Linked DNA regions of Homo sapiens: region 1 is linked to region 2. A link is an interaction called in ENCODE POLR2A ChIA-PET data of the cell type or tissue named here. Cell type or tissue: B cell. All regions are shown on one strand. Links, peaks and the distances in the headings refer to the core of each region. The heading gives the core; the rest is flanking DNA.

The links. ChIA-PET counts read pairs that join two places held together with the same protein. Peaks named below come from ENCODE experiments on the same cell type or tissue, not always from the same donor. Only the 100,000 strongest peaks of a DNase experiment are listed, where the experiment ranks them.
Region 1: POLR2A ChIA-PET joins it to region 2 with 5 read pairs; 2 of 35 experiments call an interaction of 5 or more read pairs at or near these places.

What each region holds. Positions count from the first base shown.
Region 1 is chr16:11,207,109-11,211,491 of GRCh38, forward strand. LOC107984859 (a long non-coding RNA gene) reads left to right here and starts at 3,827. Exons shown (of 4, transcript XR_007064984.1): 1 at 3,827-4,357. RefSeq lists enhancers at 1,884-1,953, 3,681-4,275. In B cell, for the core only: no CTCF peak of the experiment used is centred there; a DNase peak (open chromatin) is centred at 1,951; H3K27me3 peaks cover 1,042 bases.
Region 2 is chr16:11,442,315-11,446,697 of GRCh38, forward strand. It overlaps LOC400499 (putative uncharacterized protein LOC400499), which reads right to left. Exons shown (of 67, transcript NM_001370704.1): 33 at 4,236-4,322. Among named protein-coding and RNA genes, the nearest start is that of RMI2, 99 kb to the left of the region's middle. In B cell, for the core only: no CTCF peak of the experiment used is centred there; no DNase peak of the experiment used is centred there.

The DNA.
Region 1 (4,383 bases), core at 112-4,111, 240 kb before region 2:
TCACTGCAGCCTCTGCCTCCTGGGTTCAAGCAATTCTTGTGCCTCAGCGTCCCAAGTAGCTGGGATTACAGGCATGTACACCACGCTCAGCTAATTTTTGTATTTTTAGTAGAGATGGGGTCTCGCCATGTTGGCCAGGTTGGTCTCGAACTCCTGACCTTGTGATCCGCCCACCTTGGCCTCCCAGACTGCTAGGATTACAGTTGTGAGCCACTGCACAAGGCCTAACACCTTTGTTTCTATAATTCCTATTTTTTCTCCAACACTCAGCAGTGTCACCTCCAGGAAGCCTTCCCAGATGCCCGCAGCTGGACCAGGTGCCTCCTCTAGGCTCCCTGCATGTCCCCATCACAGCATGTATCACACTGGGCTGTCCTCATGATTTTAGTGCCTGTCTCCTCCACTGCATGGGAGACTCATCACGGAAGCTTGCACAGAGAAGGAGGCAGAGATGTGGAAATGCCCATGGGTGCAAGACACACGCAGGAAGTCGAACCTGTGGACTTGGGGTGCAGCAGAGGGCTGTGTCAAGGACTGAGTGACCAGATATTCGACTGTGCCTCTCCTGAGATGGGGAATGCTGAGGTTTGGGGAGGCACAGAGCCTTAGTCTATGAGCCCTAACTCTCTGAACTCCCACCCCAGAGTTAGGAAACTCCTCCCACATAGGACAATGGGCAAGTAGAGCCCGCCTTCCATGGGAGGAGCCCAAATAGTCCACACCCACTTTCCCTGCCTCCCTTGCAGCTAGGGCATGGCATGTGACTGGACTCTGCCAATCAGAGGCACCTGCTCTGGAGTTTGAATTGGAGGCTTGTCCTGTCCAGGACTCTTTCTGGGGGGAGCCTGGGCCACATGGAGTTCCTGGCAGCTGTGAAGAAGGAGGACTTCACCAGGCTGGCTCTGTGGTAGGAATAGGGGTGACGTCTTGCCTCCCCTTTTCCATGGGATCCTCCTGCCTTCCTGGGAGTTTTGCATACCCCAATATCTGTTTAATACCTTTTCTTCTGCTTGAATGAGCCACATTTGGATTCTGTCACTTGTCACTAAGAATCCTGGAGGCCCCTCTTGGGGGCAACCACTCGGACCAACCTTGAAGGAGGAGCCCATGTTGATGGGAAGGACAGCAAGTGCATTCGGGGTGTGGGAAACAGCTGACCAGGGTCAAGGTCAGGCTTCCGGGACACGACAGGGAGTGTTGGGGATGATGGCTCATCTGGGTCAGATTGTGGGGTTCGGTGGGGACCTGTTGGCAGGGGGTAGATCCAAGGCAGCTGATCCTGAATGCCAGGGCGAGAGCAAGCTTGGATGCCAGCCTGCGGGCAGTGGGACCCAGTGACATACTGTAAGTGGAGGTGGGACGTGGTCAGATTTGGGTTCCAGAAAGCTCAGTCTGCTGCTAGGAGGAAAAGCTAGACCAGATGGGGCAAGACTGGGAGAGTAGGGGACCAGGCAAAAGACTACGGCAATGGTCCCAGCAGACAGTCCTGGAGGCCAGAAAGAAGATCAAGGCAGTGGCAATGAGCAAGGGCAGACCTGGGATTCAGTGTGACTGGCCCTGGGGAGCCATTGAAGGCTTGGGTGACCTACCATGATCGTAAGAAAGTGGGGTTGAGCTGAGCATGGTGGCTGATGCCTGTAATCCTGGTACTTCGGGAGGCTGAGGTGGAAGGATCGCTTGAGCCCAGGAGTTTGAGACCAGCCTGGGCAACATAATGAGACCCTGTCTCTACAAAAGCTAAAATATTAGCTGGGTGTGGTGGTGTATACACCTGTAGTCCCAGCTACTCAGGAGGCTGAGGCAGGTGAATCCCGTGAGCCCAGGAGTTCGAGGCTGCAGTGAGCCAAGGCTGTGCTGCTGTGCTCTAGCCTGGGCAACAGAGTGAAAGCCTGTCTCTAAAAAAAAAAAAAAAAAAGAGGAAGTGAGGTTGGAATTTCATGACTGCCTGGACATGTCACTTGCCTCACACTTGGACAGCCCTGATTCGTTCTCAGGGTTTCCCCACCAGGGCCGACTTTGTGCCCTTGCCTCCCAGCTAAGCTGACCCAGACTTGCAGATGTGATTCAGAAATGGAAAACAGGGCTGGGCTGAGTGGCTCACGCCTGCAATCCCAACAATTTGGGAGGCCAAGGCAGGGAGATCTCCTGAGGTCAGGAGTTTGAGACCAGCCTGGCCAACATGGTGAAACCCCCATCTCTACTAAAAATACAATAATTAGCTTGGCATGGTGGCGGGTGCCTATAGTCCCAGCTACTCAGGCTGAGGCAAGAAGATTGCTTGAGCCCGGGAGGCATAGGTTGCAGTGAGCCAAGATCACTGCTGCATTCCAGCCTGGGCAACAGAGCAAGACTCATCTCAAAAAAAAAAAAAAGGAATAGAAAGCAGGTCTGTCAACTCCATACCACTGCCAAGCACGCCCCTCGGGCCATGGGTTCCAAAGGAGAGGCACAGCCAGGGCCACCTCTGTCTAGACAGAAAGAAGGACTCAGATGGGACAGCTGGGGTCTGGAGGAAAAGTCAACAGGACTGGGAAAATGGGGAAAGGAGACACAGGGCACCCGGCCACCTCCTGCCAGCCCGGGAGTTCCCTGGGCAAGGAGCTTGGCCACAGGAAGCAGTGGATGGATGCTGCTTCAGGGGCTCACCCCTGCACCCCAAACAGCACCAGCCTCATCCCCCAGAGTCCCCTGAACCTCATCCCTCGGGCGCAGAAGAATATCCTGAAACCGTCCTGTGGGGTCATTTTAGGGATGAAAACTTGGGACACAGAGTTGCACAAGGTACTTGATTTTCTTCTTCCTCCAAATCACACAATTTAAAAGCTGAGTGAGGGGCCCAGGGCTCCAGTGGGCTCTGTCTTTGTCTGCTTCCTCGCCTCACCGCGTTTCATTTCCTCCTCCGTAAATGGGGAACACAAGCTGGGTGCAGTGGCTCATGCCTGTAATCCCAGCACTTTGGGAGGCCGAGGTGGGTAGATCACTTAAGGTAAGGAGTTCAAGACCAGCCTGGCCAATATGGTGAAACCCCATCTCTACTAAAAATACAAAACTTAGCCAGGTGTAGTGGTGGGCACCTGTAATCCCAACTACTCAGGAGGCTGAGGCAGGAGTATCGCTTGAACCCAGGAGGCGGAGGTTGCAGTGAGCAGAGATCGCGCCACTGCACTCCAGCCTGGGTGACAGAGGGAGACTCCGTTTCAAAAAAAAAAAATGGGGAACACACACGGCCTTCAGCAGAGAGCCTGGAAGATGGTAAGCAGCTCTTTGGTACACCCCCTGTGTATTCCTTCCTCCCCTCGTGCCCACAACAGCTCCGCTGGGAAGCCGCCATCCTCTGAGAAGACATTTTAGCAACAGAGGAGGCCATTTTGCTTTGAGAATCAGAACCAAACCCTGCAAGGCCAGGACAGGGAAAGTCTCAGGCAAGTCACGACTGTGGCCAGGGCTTGCTGAACACAGGAGGGCAGGGGGCTGGTGGCGGGGGCAGGCGGCCTCTGCATGGCTTTAAGAGGAAGCAGAGATGGGGGCGTCATGGCTGTGCTGGGGATGACACCCTCTCCCTCTAGCTGGGTGGCCTTGGGCAGGGCCTTTCCCTCTCCAAGCTTTTGAGTCCTCAGCCTGCAATGGTGGACTCCAGCCCCCCTCACACCACCTTGCAGGTGAGTGAGGAAACCCAGCACCAGCACCTGGGTGTGCAGCGTGGGAGATGTTTTAGGGATTCCACCCCTTCTTGGAGCTTTTCTATTTAAAACAATTTTTTTTAACTTTTTGTAGAGATGGGGGTCTCACTGTGTTGCCCAGGCTGTTCTTGAACTCCTTGAAGTTCAAGTGATCCTCCCACCATAGCCTCTCAAAATGTTAGGATTACAGGCGGGAGCCACCGTGCCCAGCCCCTTCTAGGATCATGTAGTGCTTCCTGGGTCCTTTTCCTCTTTATTCTCCCTCCCCCTGCACCCCAGAACTGATGTGGGGCTGATCTGACCTTACTGACAGGGTGGGAGCCCGGGTGCCCTTCCTACCCTCCCCAAGGGGCTCTACGACCCTCCAGGACAGTCTTTGCCCAGGTGCCCTGAGGGCTCCTGGAAGCAGCAGTGAGATGCACTCTGGAGTAGATGGCTCCCTCTCTCGGCCTCCAGCCTTCGAGTCCACTGACATGCAGCCACAGCCATTCCCGGCTCCACACTTGGCCCTTCAGCAAGGCCTCCTCACCACATCCTGAGCCTGTTCATCCCCTCCTCCCTGAGGCCACCGCCCGGGTCCACACCTCCTCATCTCCCACCTGGACCATCCATGGCAGAAACCTCCCATCTGGTCTCCTGGCCCCTCCTCGATGATCCCAACTCTGCCCACACCACAGGTGATCTCCTGATCTCCTCTGGCGTG
Region 2 (4,383 bases), core at 254-4,253:
GGTTCAAGCGATTCTCCTGCCTCAGCCTCCTGAGTAACTGGGATTACAGGAGCCCGCCACCATGCCTGGCTAATTTTTTTTGTATTTAGTAGAGATGGGGGTTTCACCATGTTGGTCAGGCTGGTCTCGAACTCCTGACCTCAAATGATCCGCCTGCCTCGGCCTCCCAAAGTGCTAGTATTACAGGCGTGAGCCATCTCGCCCAGCCTAGACACGGTTTTAAAAAGAGCAGACAGCTAAATTATATGAAACTAAACGACTGCCATTTACTCAGTCAGACCCTGTTGTTGTCAGCTGGGATTTGAGGCTTGGTGTGGTCACACCGTCTGATTTTCTTCTTATAAACACTGGAAATCTGGGTTTTACTCAAAATCTTCTGATTTTCAATGGTAGCAATTAATTTCCTTAAAAAATTTAAATGCTAAGCAGACCAAACAAAACCCATCTGCAGGCTGAATATGGCCCATGGCGCCGGCTCTGCAATCTCTGGTTTAAGAAACAGCAAACACCATCGGGAGCCACTTCTGCAGGTGTCTAAGGCTGTCATCCTGCCATTTGTTTCTCCCTAGAAGCTCCAATAACTGTACTACCTTATCCCCGGGGAGCCACACGCAGCCTCGTTTAACTAATGGTGAAGGGAGCCCCCAGAAAGGTGGGTCTCAATGCTCAACAGCTGCCTGGTTCACCCTCCTTCCCAGGGGCTGTTGTGTATCTTGCAAATAGAAATGGCCGGGCGTGGTGGTTCATGGCTGTAATCCCAGCACTTTGGGAGGCTGAGGCCGGGGGATCACCTGAGGTCAGGAGCTCGAGACCAGCCTGGCCAACATGCAGAAACCCCAACTCTACTAAAAGTACAAAAATTAGCCGGGTGTGGTCATGGGAGCCTGTAATCCCAGCTACTCGGGAGGCTGAGGCAGGAGAATCACTTGAACCCAGGAGGCAGAGGTTGCAATGAGCCGACATTGCGCAGCTGCACCCTAGCCTGGGCAACAGAGCAAGACTCGATCCTCAGTCTCAAAAAAAAAAAAAAAAAAAAAAAAAAAATGATCGGAGGGGTCTGTGCATGAACCTGGGACGTGGAGGTTGCGGTGAGCTGAGATCAAGTCATTGCACTCCAGACTCCAGCCTAGACAACAGAGTGAGACTCTGTCTTAAAAAAAAAAAAAAAAAAAAAAAAAGAGAGAGAGAGAGAAACAATGACTATCTTCCTTGCACACAGTAGATGCTCCATAAATGCTTGCTGAAAAATACGATGCTCTCCCAGAGTATCAACTCCTCCTAGAGGTGTCAGGAAGAAGACCCGGATGGGGTTCTAGTAGGCATTTTACAACGCTACATTGTAATCGTCACAGCCACTGCATAGAGATGAGTACTGCTGCTCCCATTCTGCACACAAGGAAACTGAGGTCCAGAGAGATGAAATAATTTGCCAAGGACACACAGGCAAAAACAAGTTTCACCCCTAGGGAGCCACATGTCAAGACCCTCAGCCAGGGGTGGTGACTCTTATCTGTAATCCCAACACTTTTTTTTTTTTTGAGACCAAGTCTCTCTCTGTCACCAAGGCTGGAGTGCAGTGCTGGGATCTCGGCTCACCGTAACGTCTGCCTCCCAGTTTCAAGTGACTCTTGTGCCTAAGCCTCCGGGGTAGCTGGGATTATAGGCACCTGCCACTATGCCCAGCCAATTTTTATAGTTTTTTTTTTAGTAGAGATGGGGTTTTACCATATTGGCCAGGCTGGTCTCGAACACCTGACCTCAAGTGATCCACCCACCCTGGCTTCCCAAAATGCTGGGATTACATGTGTGAGCCACCACACCTGGCCCAATCCCAGCACTTTGGAAGGTGAGGCAAGAGGATCCCCTGAATCCAAGAGATCAAGACCAGCCTGGGAAACACAGTGAGACCTCCATCTCTACAAAACATCTTAAAATGAGCTGGGTGTGGTGGTGCACACTTGTGGTCTCAGCTACTTAGGAGGCTGAGGTGTGAGGGTCACTTGAGCTTGGGAGGTCAAGGCTGCAGTGAGTGAGCCATGATCGCACCCCTGCCCTCCAGCCTGGGTGACAGAGCAAGACCCTGCCTCAAAAAAGACCCTCTAAGTCAGGGGTCAGCAACTACAGCCCCTGGTCCAAATGTGGCCTGTTTTTGCAAGTGAAGCCCTGTTGGGACACAGCCACGCCCGTTCATTACGTATTATTCACGGTGCTCTTGAATTGTAACGGTAGTTATGAGTGAACAAGACCTGAACCATGTGGCCCATGAAACCTAAACTAGTTACTATCTGGTTCTTTCCAGAAAAGTTTGTTGACCTCTGCTCTGGATCCTGGCATGCAATGGGTGTTAAATAACATCATGACGGCAACTATTCATTGAGCACCTACTGTGTACCAAGCCCTGTGGCTACGGTGGTAAAGTACTCATGGAGATCATGAGCTTTCCAGAGGAGCCAGGGATTGATGGATCACACAAAAATAGAACTGGGGCCAGGTACGGTGGTTCACACCTATAATGTCAGCATTCTGGAGGCCAAGATGGGAGGATGGCTTAGAGTCCAGGAGCTCAAGACCAGCCTGGGCAATATAGCAAGACTCTGTCTCTACTAAAAATAAAAATAAAAAATAACCAGGTGTGGTGGTAATGTGTGCCTGTGGTCCCAGCTACTTGGTAGGCTGAGGTGGGAGGATCACTTAAGCCTAGGAGGACAAGGCTACAGTGAGCTGAGATTGTGCCACTGCACTACAGCCTGGGTGACAGAGTGAGACTTTGTCTTTAAAAAAAAAAAAAAGAACTGGGATTTGTGATAGGTACTAAAAGCGAAAGCTATAGGGCAAGCTGGGTGCAGCGGTAATCCCAGCACTTTGGGAGGCCAAGGCGGGCAGATCACTTGAAGTCAGAAGTTTGAGACCAGCCTGGCCAACATGGTAAAACCCAGTCTCTACTAAAAATACAAAAATTAGCCAGGAGTGGGAATGCACGTCTGTTATCCCAGCTACCTGGGAGGCTGAGGCAGAAGAATCACTTGAACCTGGGAGGCCGAGGTTGCAGTGAGCTGAGACTGCACCACTACACTCCGGCTTGAGCGACAGAGTGAGACTCTTTCTCCAAAAAAAAAAAAGAAAGAAAAAGATATAAGGCATCGCTAGGGTAAGCACGGGTCTGTGTGAGGTGGTCTGGGGGTCAGGTGAGAGGATGCTTGAGCTCAATCCTAAAAGATGAGTAGAAGGGAGGAGGCAAAGCTGAAGGAGAGGGTGACGGCTCCAGGCACACAGGACACGCAGAGGTCCCGAGGCAGGAAAGAGCCAGGCGAGGAAATGCGAAGAGGCTGGATGAGGCAGATGCAGGCCACGAAGCAGGGCTGAGGGGACAGGACTGGGGCTTTATCCCAAGAGAGGCTGTCAGAGTTTGAGAGCATGCGGGTGGCAGGGTTGTGCTGGCCTTCAGAATATATCCCTCTGACTGTCACATAGACTGTACTAGGGAGGACCAAATGAAACAGAGAACCCAGTCAGGAGAACCTTTTTTTTTTTTTTCCTGAGGCAGTGTCTTGCTCTGTGGCCCAGGCTGGAATGCAGTGGCGTGATCTCAGCTCACTGTAACCTCTGCCTCCTGGGTTCTCCTGCCTCAGCCTCCTGAGTAGCTGGGACTGCAGGTACCTACCACCATGCCCATCTAGTTTTTATATTTTTAGTAGAGACAGGGTTTCACCATGTTGGCCAGGATGGTCTGGAACTCCTGACCTCAGGTGATCTGCCCGCCTTGGCCTCCCAAAGTGCTAGGATTACAGGTATGAGCCACCACACCTGGCCAGGAGAACTTTTTTGTGTGTGAGGTTGGGGGGCGGGGGAGTGGTGTCTGAGTCTTGCTCTGTTGCCCAGGCTGGAATGCAATGGTGCAACCATGGCTCACAGAAGCCTCAACATCCTGGGCTTAATCAGATCCTCCTGTCTCAGCCTCCCCAGTAGCTGGGACTACAAGCACATGCCACCATGCCTGGCTAATTAAACAATTTTTTTTTCTTTTGTAGAAACAGGGTTTCCATATGTCGCCCAGATGGATCTCAAACTCCTGGTCTTAAGCGATCTTCTCACCTCAGCCTCCTGCGTAGCTAAGATTACAGGTGTGAGCCACTGCACTCAGTCCAGATAACATGTTTTCAATCCTATTGAGCGATGACAGCAACTTGAACCAGGGCTGGCTGGGGTGCAAAAGTCTCTGGGGTCTCTGCTCTTACCGTGTGCTGATTCCAAGTAACCAGGCACCCCTCTGTGTTCCTGGGGATGACTTTGCCATCGTATGGATGCATCAGACCTGCACAGACCTGGGAGGGACAACCACATACATGTACACACGCATGCAGGGAGTGAGGAGGCAGCTGGGGC